Regions from separate parts of the Homo sapiens genome. Here region 1 is linked to region 2. A link is a contact called in ENCODE Hi-C or POLR2A ChIA-PET data. All regions are on one chromosome and are shown on one strand. Each heading gives the region's core, a stretch centred on a gene start or an enhancer-like site at or near the end of the contact. The rest is flanking DNA. Distances are from core to core; before and after follow the strand shown. Region 1 overlaps CHCHD3 (coiled-coil-helix-coiled-coil-helix domain containing 3). Region 2 overlaps CHCHD3 (coiled-coil-helix-coiled-coil-helix domain containing 3).

The links. A loop is a pair of places that touch in the nucleus more often than their neighbours do. ChIA-PET counts read pairs that join two places held with the same protein, here RNA polymerase II (POLR2A). Pooled maps may share reads with other maps.
Region 1: a map with no recorded cell type shows a loop between it and region 2 (2.5-fold over the local background). The contact joins two enhancer-like sites. A Hi-C loop is called at or near these places in 3 of 37 single-sample maps with no recorded cell type and 2 of 50 pooled maps. POLR2A ChIA-PET finds 5 or more read pairs at or near these places in 3 of 52 experiments (activated T-cell and activated naive CD4-positive, alpha-beta T cell).

The regions. Positions count from the first base shown.
Region 1 is chr7:132,880,008-132,885,636 of GRCh38, forward strand. All of the region lies in intron 5 of CHCHD3 (coiled-coil-helix-coiled-coil-helix domain containing 3), which reads right to left. Among named protein-coding and RNA genes, the nearest start is that of MIR3654, 150 kb to the right of the region's middle. Within about 2 kb of position 2,889, at least 2 of the 41 ENCODE cell types and tissues checked have a DNase peak (open chromatin) inside an H3K27ac peak, as active enhancers do.
Region 2 is chr7:133,050,397-133,055,856 of GRCh38, forward strand. All of the region lies in intron 2 of CHCHD3 (coiled-coil-helix-coiled-coil-helix domain containing 3), which reads right to left. Among named protein-coding and RNA genes, the nearest start is that of MIR3654, 18 kb to the left of the region's middle. Within about 2 kb of position 3,360, at least 9 of the 41 ENCODE cell types and tissues checked have a DNase peak (open chromatin) inside an H3K27ac peak, as active enhancers do.

The DNA.
Region 1 (5,629 bases), core at 1,639-4,138, 170 kb before region 2:
AAATTATGCATTTTTGAATGCTTAACACTTTTAGGTTATGAGGTAGCATTAATCAAATCATAACGTCAGGACCCAAAAAGTTGTATTAGAAGCTGGTAAGAGCTAACTTACCACACAAAGAACTAATGCTACAATCAGCAGGATTTACATACAGAATGAACATCTTCAAGTTGGTACTAGACAGCAGCTAAATGCTTAAGCATGGAACCTGGCTCAAATCCAGATCTATCATATTTTGGCTGTATGTTCTTAGGTGAATTACTTTAAGCCTTCACCTAAACAATAGGGCGCACAGCCACACAGGGTTGTTGGTAAGTATAAAATGAGACAATCCATGCAAAGTGCCAATCACAATGTAAATGCTCAGTAAATGTTATCATCAGCATGTTAATAAGGATGCTATAAACAATAACAAAATATTCAAAGTTAAACTTGACTTTCTCCCAGGATAGAATTAAATTATGAATTTAAATGGCTAGTGAAGAAGATACTAAACATTTGTGTGTATTTTAAAACTATACACTAATTGCATAAACATAACTTCATAGTATAAGCTTAGAAAATCTAGGATTCATTCACTGTGCTATTTGTAGAAAATACAGAAATATGCAAGTTATGGAACCTCAAAAACAAAAGAAAAAAATAGAAAATACAGAAATATGAAAATTAGCTCTGTGTCCTCAGGAGTGTACAAGATAAACACACATAACTAATCACAAGTATTATAAACAAAATGTGGCTATCATAAAGAGGTATAAAGCATTATGGACATATTTGTCAATTATACAACAAACAAAAATAAAGTTGGGAAAACAAAAAAAACAGAATTCCCTGTGAGACTTGGAGACTACTTCGTAGAAACACTTAAGAACCTTCTCTTTGAAAGCTGTTCTCAACTTCCTCTCATGAAATCACCAACCAGGAATTAATACTATCTATGTCTCTTATACCAATAATCAGGAATTAATACTCTCTAAGTATCTTTCAATTAGGCAAGACACCTAAATGTGATATCTCTAATGTTCACAGAGATGCCATTGATAACTTAGCAACATTTGAGTATGAAATAAGGACTTAAAAAATCTTTTCAAATGGCTTTGACCTTCTCTCTCAGTAAAGTGTCGCTGCTTTTGAAAACTCATTCTAAAAAGGGTGAAATCAGTGTCCAGTTAAATTACACTTATTACTCCTAACAAGTTAGTGAAAGAAGAAAATTATATCAGACTCCTGGGTGAAGTGGCCAATATAAATACCTGGGTAGAGGGAGTTCCATTCACACATGGGAATTATCTAATTAACAAGCAGTTTATTGAAATAGATCCAAGAGGCAAATCAAGCTGTATTACAGAACTAAATGTACTTCACATGTTCAGTGCACTTTGATTCATACTCTCAAAAGAAATCTGCATCAAGCCAATATAAATGAATAGTTCAAGTCATCAAAAAGTGATAACGTGTACAATTGCTGTGTTAATCTAGTTGATGCGCAGATGGTAAGGTTATCTCAGGAATCTCCCTCAGAATGATTCTGTAAAAGACTCGTTGATGCAACATCCCTCTCCATTAATGATACACCATCTGGTATCTACTTTATAGTTTCATCACTTCATTTAGTTAAAAGAGGAAAAGATATGTGCTTATGTCCACTTTTAAACCACAGGCAACCTGGATTTCCTAGTAAGTTAGATGATTCTGCAAATTATATTAATATTAGAATCATTTCTTACAATACGAATTAATGGATTCAGCATTTTTACACTGTCTAATACAAAAGTGTGTGCAGAATTCCTAATAGAAATAGTTAGACATTGTAATTCTCACTGCCATCACAATACAGAAGAAAATCTCTTTACAATCTTTTGCATTACGCCTAGAAAATACTTCATCATTAGAGACCTAAATGTCTCTCACATATTCCTGGAAGAAATCCAAAGTGACAAAATTCAACTTGAGTACTTTGAGAATGACAGTAACAAACAAAAACAGGACTGTACAGAAATGTGCAAAAGACACAAGGAAGTTGAATAATATTAATTCTATGATTATCGTTATCTTATACACAATGGAAAGTAAGCAAATATTCTTTCATGGCAACAGCTGATATTTGTTAAGCTCTTTCCAGCTTTCAAGGGGCTTTTACACACTCATCTGATCTACCCCCAATCACCATGAAGATGAGCAAGGAACAGAGTATATCCCCATTTTGCAGATAAAGAACCAGACACCACAAGGGATTAGGTGAATTGCCGAACAGCCACATGACAAAAGCATACCTTCTGACTCCTTGTCTAACATTCTTTCTTTTACTTAATGTGGAGTTATCGAGTATTAAGTAACAGCAGTGTATATATTCCACCTTAGCTTTCTAAGCTCACTGGTGCTTCTCAGATTTCAGTTTCAACTGTAGGATGACCACTTCCCAGGCTGATCTTCAAAAAGGAAAACAATATATTCTATATATATATATATATATATATATATATATATATATATTCACAATAATTTGATCTTATCATATCGTGTCTATCTAATCTTCTACCACTTGTTCTACTTGGTGCCAAAAAGCCTAACAGTTTATTTGTTGAGCAGTTGTTGAGCAGATAAGTTCAATCTGCCAGAAACAAATCTTCTCAGACGTTTGTACCAATCAAATTGGTGAGTCTATGAGAAATGGGAGAATATTTTTCAGTGCCTTTTCTTGAACCTGACAATAATTAAAGGCAAGTTTATAAGGTACCTAACATAGTAAAACCTGATGACAAAGAAAACTGTCATTGGGTGAGGAAAAGCAGGTGCCAAGTATATCACCTCAAAAACTTTCACTTTCACTCATTTAACATTTACTAACTCTGATATGGTTTGGCTCTGTGTCTGCACCCAAATCTCATCTTGAATTGTGATACCCACATGTTGAGGGAGGGACCTGGTGGGAGGTAACTGGATCATGGGTGTGGTTTCCCCAGGCTGTTCTTGTGATAAGTGAGAGAGTTCTCAGATCTGATGGTTTAAAAGTAGTTTCCCCTGCACGCTCTCTCTCTCCTGCCACCATGTGAAAAAGGTGCCTGCTTCCCTTTCACCTTCTGCCGTAATTGTAAGTTTCCTGAGGCCTCCCTAGCCATGGAGAACTGTGGGTCAATTAAACTTCTTCCCTTCATAAATTACCCAGTCTCAAGCAGCTCATTATAGCAGTGAGAAAACAGACTAATACAAACTCTAAGCCATGTACAATGCTCTAGGTATAGAAGTAAAACAATTAGTGGGTGAATGGTTACTCTGTGCTACATACTATTACAGGTGCTTTATGAGTATTAGCTCATTTAACAAGTGAGGTAAGTACTATTAAATCATCACTTAATATATGAAACAACTGAGAGGAAAAATAAGATGCTCCACATTACACAGCAGGGAAATGCCAGGTCAGAAATTTGAATCCAAGGCATCTGACATCAGAGCCTTGTGCTCTAAATCAGAGTTCTGCCCACTACAACGAGGGAGCCAAATCAGGCCCAGTACCTGTTTTTGGTTTTACATTTTTAAGTGGTTGGAAAAAAATTTAAGCAAAATTTTGTGATGTGTGAAAACTATATGAGCTTCATACTTCAGGGTCTTTCAATTAGAACAGAGCCACACTCATTCATTTACAGTTGGCTTTCTCTGATTCCACATTACAAAGGCAGAGGTGGGGAGCTGCACAGAAACCAAATGTGGTGTGCAAAGCCTAAAATATTTACTATCCAGCCCTTTACAGGAAAAATTACTGACATTCTCTAAACCATTTCACTTTATGCCTATTCAACATCTCTACTTCAATGTCTTAAGTGTCCTGAGCTTAACATATCCACAATCAAACTCCTGATTTCCTCCACCACCAACATCCCAATCCATATCTTAAGAATCTTCACCTGTGGAAAAACCTTCTAGTTATAAAAGCCATAAACCTAGAGTTTATTCTTTCTTCACTCATGTTCAAAGCCATCAGCAAATCTGGTCAGCTCTACCTTTAAAATACCGAACCACATTTCATTACTTCCCCTGTCGGCACTCAGACCCACACCAGTCATCCCTTTTCCGAATTACTGCCGTAATTTCTTACTAATTCTCTGTTGCTTCAACTCTTGCCCAACACAGCAGCCAGAGGGTTCATCTGCTCCCAAACCCCCCAGCCTTCCCAAACATGCCAAGTTCACGCCTGCTTCACGGTTTTGGCAATGGCTTGCTTCCCTATTACCATAGGCCTCTTCCCAAATGTCATCTCAACAGAGAGTTCTTCCCTCTGTACCCAACTCCATGCCTAAACCCCAGCCCTGGGACTCTCTTTTCCCATTTTATTCCTCCCGAAATTATCATAACCTGCCATACAATATGTATTCTGGTTTTAATTGAATTTAAGCTCCATGAAGACAGATGTTTACCTCATTTTCTTCACTAGTACATAGCTGCTGGCACAAGACCAGGGTGCTTAAGTAAATATCTGCTACATGAATGAGAAAATGCTCCCTACATTCAAGAGGTACTCAGTTCGGTAACATATGGAGACAGCAAACACATTTAACATATACATAACTGTACTGAGTGAGGGTTAATAGTGTATTTCTTATTTTTTCCTATTTTCTTATCAAATAACATTTTCAACAAATAAAATTTGGAGGGTTTCATTCAAAAGAGAGAGAGCTTACTCTGCAACCTCATGGTCTATGTATGAAATTAATCTAGATAACCAATCTACTTTATTGAAAAGGGCACTGATAAGGTGCTCAAACTCTCATTCTTAAACTCACTGCCTTCTTTTGTCCATCTCTGTCCAATTCTAGACCCATGCTGACTTGACGCCGTATCTCTTTTCCTTCTCCTAACTCATGTTTAACTTCTGCTATTCAGCTCCTATCTACCTCTCCTGAAGGAGACATTCATTTCTAAACTACAAATGCAGTGAAACTGAGTTTTCAGAAAGAAGATATATCCTGCCAGGTGCAGTGGCTCATGCCTGTAATCCTAGCACTTTGGGAGGCTGAGGGAGGCAGATGACTTGAGGCCAGGAGCTCAAGACCAGCATGGCCAACATGGTGAAACCCTGTCTCTAATAAAAATACAAAAATCAGCCAGGCATGGTGGTGCATGCCTGTAATTCCAGCTACTCAGGAGGCTAAGGCATGGGAATCACTTGAACCTGGTAGGTGGAGGTTGCAGTGAACCAAGATCATGCCACTAGACTCCAGTCTGGGCGACAGAGTGAGATTCCATTTCAAAAAGAAAAAAGCAAAAAAAGAAAAGATAAAAGAAGATAAATATATCCTTTAAAACACTACCATTTTTAAGAGTGTACTAAAGTTTAGTCAATGTCTGGGAGAGATAAGAGTAGCAGTGTACTGTCTGACCTGGAGGCTATGTAGATTCTAAACATATAAGAAAAGTATTTGCGGTAGGTCCCAAGTGGTAAAATGCATCAGTGAACAAATAACGCAACCATTCCAAAGTGACCAAAGAAAAAATGACATTGTTACAGAGGACGAACTAACTACCTGCTTTGCTTCTTCACTTCCTGGCCACTTTACAACCAGGAAAAGCAGTTGAAGTTCTAATTTATTAATTTTTAAATAAATATACAAGAAAACAGCAGATGTGGTAATAG
Region 2 (5,460 bases), core at 2,110-4,609:
TTGGAAGAAAATTCCAGGATAGACAGTAGAGCACACTTTTTAACAACTGCTACATTACTACCACTCTTAATGGCACACAGGGTGACAGTATAGGAAAAAACACTCACATGGACAACATGGAGGCAGAAAATGATTCAGAAGACTTGGGCTCTGAATGTAAGCTTCAAGAATATTGCTACCAATTCATTTCACTTAAATTTTCCTTTTTATTTATGAACATAGATAGAACAACTCCAATAAACATAAAATGAATATTCTAATGGATAGGAAAGCACTTTATCACAGCTTAACTGTCAAGGTTATTTCTTAGTGGAACATAAAATCTTAAAAATATGCCAGGCGCAGTGGCTCATGACTTTAGTAATCCCAGTACTTTGGGAGGATGAGGGAGATAGACCACTTGAGGTCAGGAGTTTGACACCAGCCTGACCGACATGGCAAAGCCCTGTCTCTGCTAAAAATACAAAAAATTAGCCAGGCGTGGTGGAACGTGCCTGTAATCCCAGCTACTCAGGAGGCTGAGGCACCAGAATCACTTGAACCCAGGAGGCAGAGACTGCAGTGAGCTGAGATTGAACCACTGCTCTCCAGGCTGGGTGACAGAGCAAGACTCCATCTCAAAAAATAAAATAAAATCTTATAATTACTGGCATCTTAAATGCAATAAAACACAATATTTCAAGCACAGAGAATACTGCTCAATGTTCTTGAAGAGTTCCTTCAGAAAAAGACCACAGCCAAGCCAGAAAGCATAACAACAATTACACCTGCTAGCTTTAAACTTCTCCAAACACTGACAAGGTTCTTGTAAGCCAGTGGGGGCACTGCAACATTCAAGCAGCCACTTCTTGAGGCTGCATTTCAAAAGGCAGGATCTCTATCTCCATTATAACATGTTTCTGCCTCATAACAGGGCAAGCAAACAGCGCGGGGAGATAGCATGACACACACACCCTTCCAAACCAAAACACAGCTGCTCTGTTAAATTTAGACCTACCAACCTTGACAGTACCCTTTTAACTACTATTTTTTCCCTAATTCTCTGGGGTGCTTTTTTTAAACCTAGAAGCTGCCAACAGCATTTTTCTACTAGCCAAGTTATTCTAAGCATCATATCCAAATAATGCAACATAAATAAATTCTTCTAAAGCAATAGATTTGTTTAAACGTATACTCTTGCACCTTGATCATTTTTATTTTTTTCTAATTTTTAAATTTTATATATTAGTTCTAGGCATACACACATATGTATATGTATGAATGAACATTTAGAGATAAAATTGCATTTCAGGCTGCTTGAGGATAACCTCAAAAAAAGACAATTCTCATTTATAAATGTTCACAGACATATACAAATAAGCTCATAATTATAACTATATGTAGCTATATAACTATAGCTGCAAATCTAATCATTCGTTCAAAAAAATGTTTTGTCCAAGTATAATCGCAGTGTTAGGAAACAAAGACGAATGAAAATGGTTCTTATCTAAAAAGCTCAGAATCTATCAAGGGAATCTTAGAGATAACAGTCCATTCCACCATCTGACAGATAAGAACACTAAGGCCCAGAGAAATAAAGAAACATACCCAAGGTAAAACAGCCAGTTGGTTATAAGGTTGAGATAGAAGTATTTCTAGTCAGCAATCCAATACCATGCCAATTTAGTCTCTACTGATTCTACAATGTTCTAGGCATTAGGTTAGCCCTGAGTTAAGTATTATTCCAATGTTATAAAGAGCCCCATGGTGACTCAGGGCTGGCTGGTCCCAAAACCTGAGCCCCCTCATTGTATCAATTGCCTCTGTGCTAACCATTCTGCAGCTACAGACCTTCACAGACTCTGGCCTCTGTCTCCCTGAAAAATGACCCGACACAGCATCAAAGTATTTCCATGTGCAGGTACTAAATCCTCCCTCCCTCCTACATAAAGTTTAGTGGAGGAGAGGAATGCAATCGTTGATAGCTTTGAAGCAGAGAAAAGCAAAAACAAAAAACCACCACCATCATACTTGAAATAGTGAATAAACAAAAGCCAACCAAAATTATATCAACTATTATAAAAGTGAATTGTTACAATCCCTTGATGTCACTGACCAGCCATGCCAGCCCTGGGCAAAACAGCAAGCAGGAGAAAGCTTGCCTTTGGCATTAGCCTGTACTGCAAAAAAACTTCAGTGACTAACGAACTGTTAAAATGCTCATACTAACATATCTGTGGTTGACACATTATTTTCTTAAGTGACAAACACACATACACAGACACACATTTGTATGTATACAAATGTTTGCTTGTAATCAAAACTGCATAGAGACAATAACTGAACTCAGATGTTGGAATCCAAAGTTGATATTTCAAACCCTCTCACAAGACATATGGAAAACCTGTACAGAAAGGAGCCAACCTTGACCGCAGCTATGGAAAACCATGCCAACTCTTCAGGGGTGCCATAGCTCATTTGTATATTCGTCATTAAAAAGTAAAATGCTATTTGGGTTTCCAAGTTAACCCAAAAACCCATGATAAGCCTGAAGAATTATTCTAACAACAATATTTCATCTGTACTCATTCTTTCTTTGGGAAAATGCATTCTGGATCCCTTTGTTCCATAATGGGAATTGCCCAAGAAAGACTAGTGGCTTTGGCACACAGCTCCTATCACTCTAAACTTCCTCCAAATTCACACGGCATTTTCTCTATATTTTTCTCTTGGCAGTCACTGCTTTTTACAATTTCTTAATAGTTGCTTATTTATAGCTATGTTAGCCCCTGTCACTCTTGGACATCACAAATATAGTAAGAGGCAAAGCTGAAGGCCAGGCTCAGTCACGTCAGGGCTTAAATATCTATCAATATTCGTGCTCCTTTCACCTAACCACAGTGCTGGCTGGCCATTTATTCAATAGGTGTCTCAGAGCAAACTCTTGGGTCATGCACAGGAGGGATGGGGACTATTTGCAACACTCAGAGAATCTCCCACCAAATCCTGACGCCTCTGCCTCTCTCTGGTCTAGTGAGCACTCAAATTTATACTTGGAAAGACCTACTGATTCAGCCCAAGCCATTCCACTGAGCAACACTCTGCTAGTCACGGGACACGTCATGAGAAGCCAAATATAATACTTTTGCTATGACAGAGTCTATGAAGAATCCCTAGTAACAATCACATGTGTGGTGAAGAACCACCCACTTCCACTATTCCTTTAAATCAGGGTCAAGTAGATTGTGTCTCCCTCCCAAGACGTTAATCTGAAGCATCCCATTCTTCAAAATAGTTGGCAATTATATGAAAAAGAAAAATGCATACATAATAATGCTAAGTGTCCTAAAGAATGACTCTGGTGATAAAGTGTCAGAAAATAACTGTTTTATTTAAGTTACTTGATGATGATCTCATTCAAGATTTCTTGTGGTTAACTGCATGATAAATACCTTCTGGCTATGATCTTTGTTCATTTTTCAAGAGGGCAAAATTTTGCATGAATGAACACACAAGAAAAGATGCTCCCTGCTCTTTCATCAACACAGAAACCACTAGTCCCCACAATGTGGAAGAAAAAAGAAAACTGCATTAAACAATTTATCTAAGGGCATGTTTTATTAATAAGTATTGCTTCATTAGTGCACAAATGCTATTTTAATGTAAAACATACTTTTAAAAATAAAGTACCTGTTAATGAGAAGTACAAGATCAACAGGCTAAAAAACAAACTATACCTACCTCTTCATTCTGAAGGTGACAGAAAAATAGCACCATTCCTTGTACTTCTGCCAATGCTATGCCTATTTATTAAGATAAAGCAATATATTACTCCATGAAGACAAACTTCTTCAATGACTTGAAACAAAAATATACTGTCCAAATATATCCAACAACGACATTCTGCTAATACTAAAATAACTTAGTGCAGTATTTCTCTGACAGAGAGAATGAGGTCATTCTGCATAGGCTCACAAGAATTCCCTCTCACACTGCCTTGCATCTCTGAAATGGTTAATGAAGTCCCAAAGCACATGCTATGAGCTCCCAGTCCAAACTTCAAAAAATAACAATAAATATTATATAATGCAAGTCCCTATGTATATACGGTAAACATAAAAACAGGAAAAAAATGCATTTAAAGATACTTTTGTTAAAATTTGACAAAATTTCAAAAGTATTTCAAAAGCTTTATTGACACAAAATGTGTATAACATAAAATTTACCCATTTAAAGTACCATGCAATGGTGTTTAGTATATCCTCAGAGTTGTGCAACAATCAGCAGTGACTCCCTATCCTTGTTACCACCACCACCACCCCAGCCCTAGGCAACCACCACTTCTGCTCTTTATACATTTGCCTATACTGGACATTTCCTATAAATGGGATCATTTAGTATGTGGTCTTTTGTGACTGACTGCTTTCATCAAACATGTTTTTGAAGTGGAAAGTATTCTGAAGAAGCTGGGGATGATCACAGGCCCATCCATTCATTCATTCCATTGTCAAGTGTTTCTTGAGCACCTTCTACAGGTCAGACAGATGCCATATGGGTCACAAAGGAACCAGGGGCTCTCAGGTATGCCTTCTGCCCACAAGGAGCTTAATGTATAGTAAAGGTGCTAACAGAGTTATAAATAAGTAACCGTTTTTAAAATGTAGAGGGGCCTGGCATGGTGGCACTCACCTTTAATCCCAGCTACTTGGAAGGCTGAGGTGGGAGTATCACTTGAACCCAAGAGTTTGAGTTCAGCCTGGGAAAAACAGTGAGACCTCATCTCTTTAAAAAAACAAAAATTATGTATTCTTAATATATAATGATATGTATATAAAATATACACATATAATTTTGCATATACTTATATGTTTATAATATACTTATATATTATAATTAATTATAATTATATTATCTATTTAATTAGAATAATTAGTTGAATATATTATATATAATTGTTATATATTTATAATTAGTTGTATTATATATTTGATTATAATTAATTATAATTATGTTATATAATTATAATAGTTATGTTATATAGTAATCATAATTATATTTGTTATGTATTTATTATAATTAATTATAATTATGTTATGTAATTAATTATAATTGTTATATATTTATTATAATTAATTATAATATAATTGTTACATATTTAATTATAATTGTTTATAATTATTATGTATTTATTATAATTAATTCTAATATAATTGTGTTATATATCAAATTATAATTAATTATAACATGTGTTATACATTTAATTATATTATAGTTAATTATATATAATTATATGTGTGTGTATACATAAAATACTGACTGCCAAGAGAAAAATATAGATAAAATGTCATGTGAGTTTAGAGGAAGGCAAATAGGATCAAGAAAAGTTCTGTTGAGGTGACTTTGGAGGTGATATCTCTCCCTCACTCCTCCCCCACCATACTCACACATATATATTAATTAAAAATAGTATAAAGATGTAAG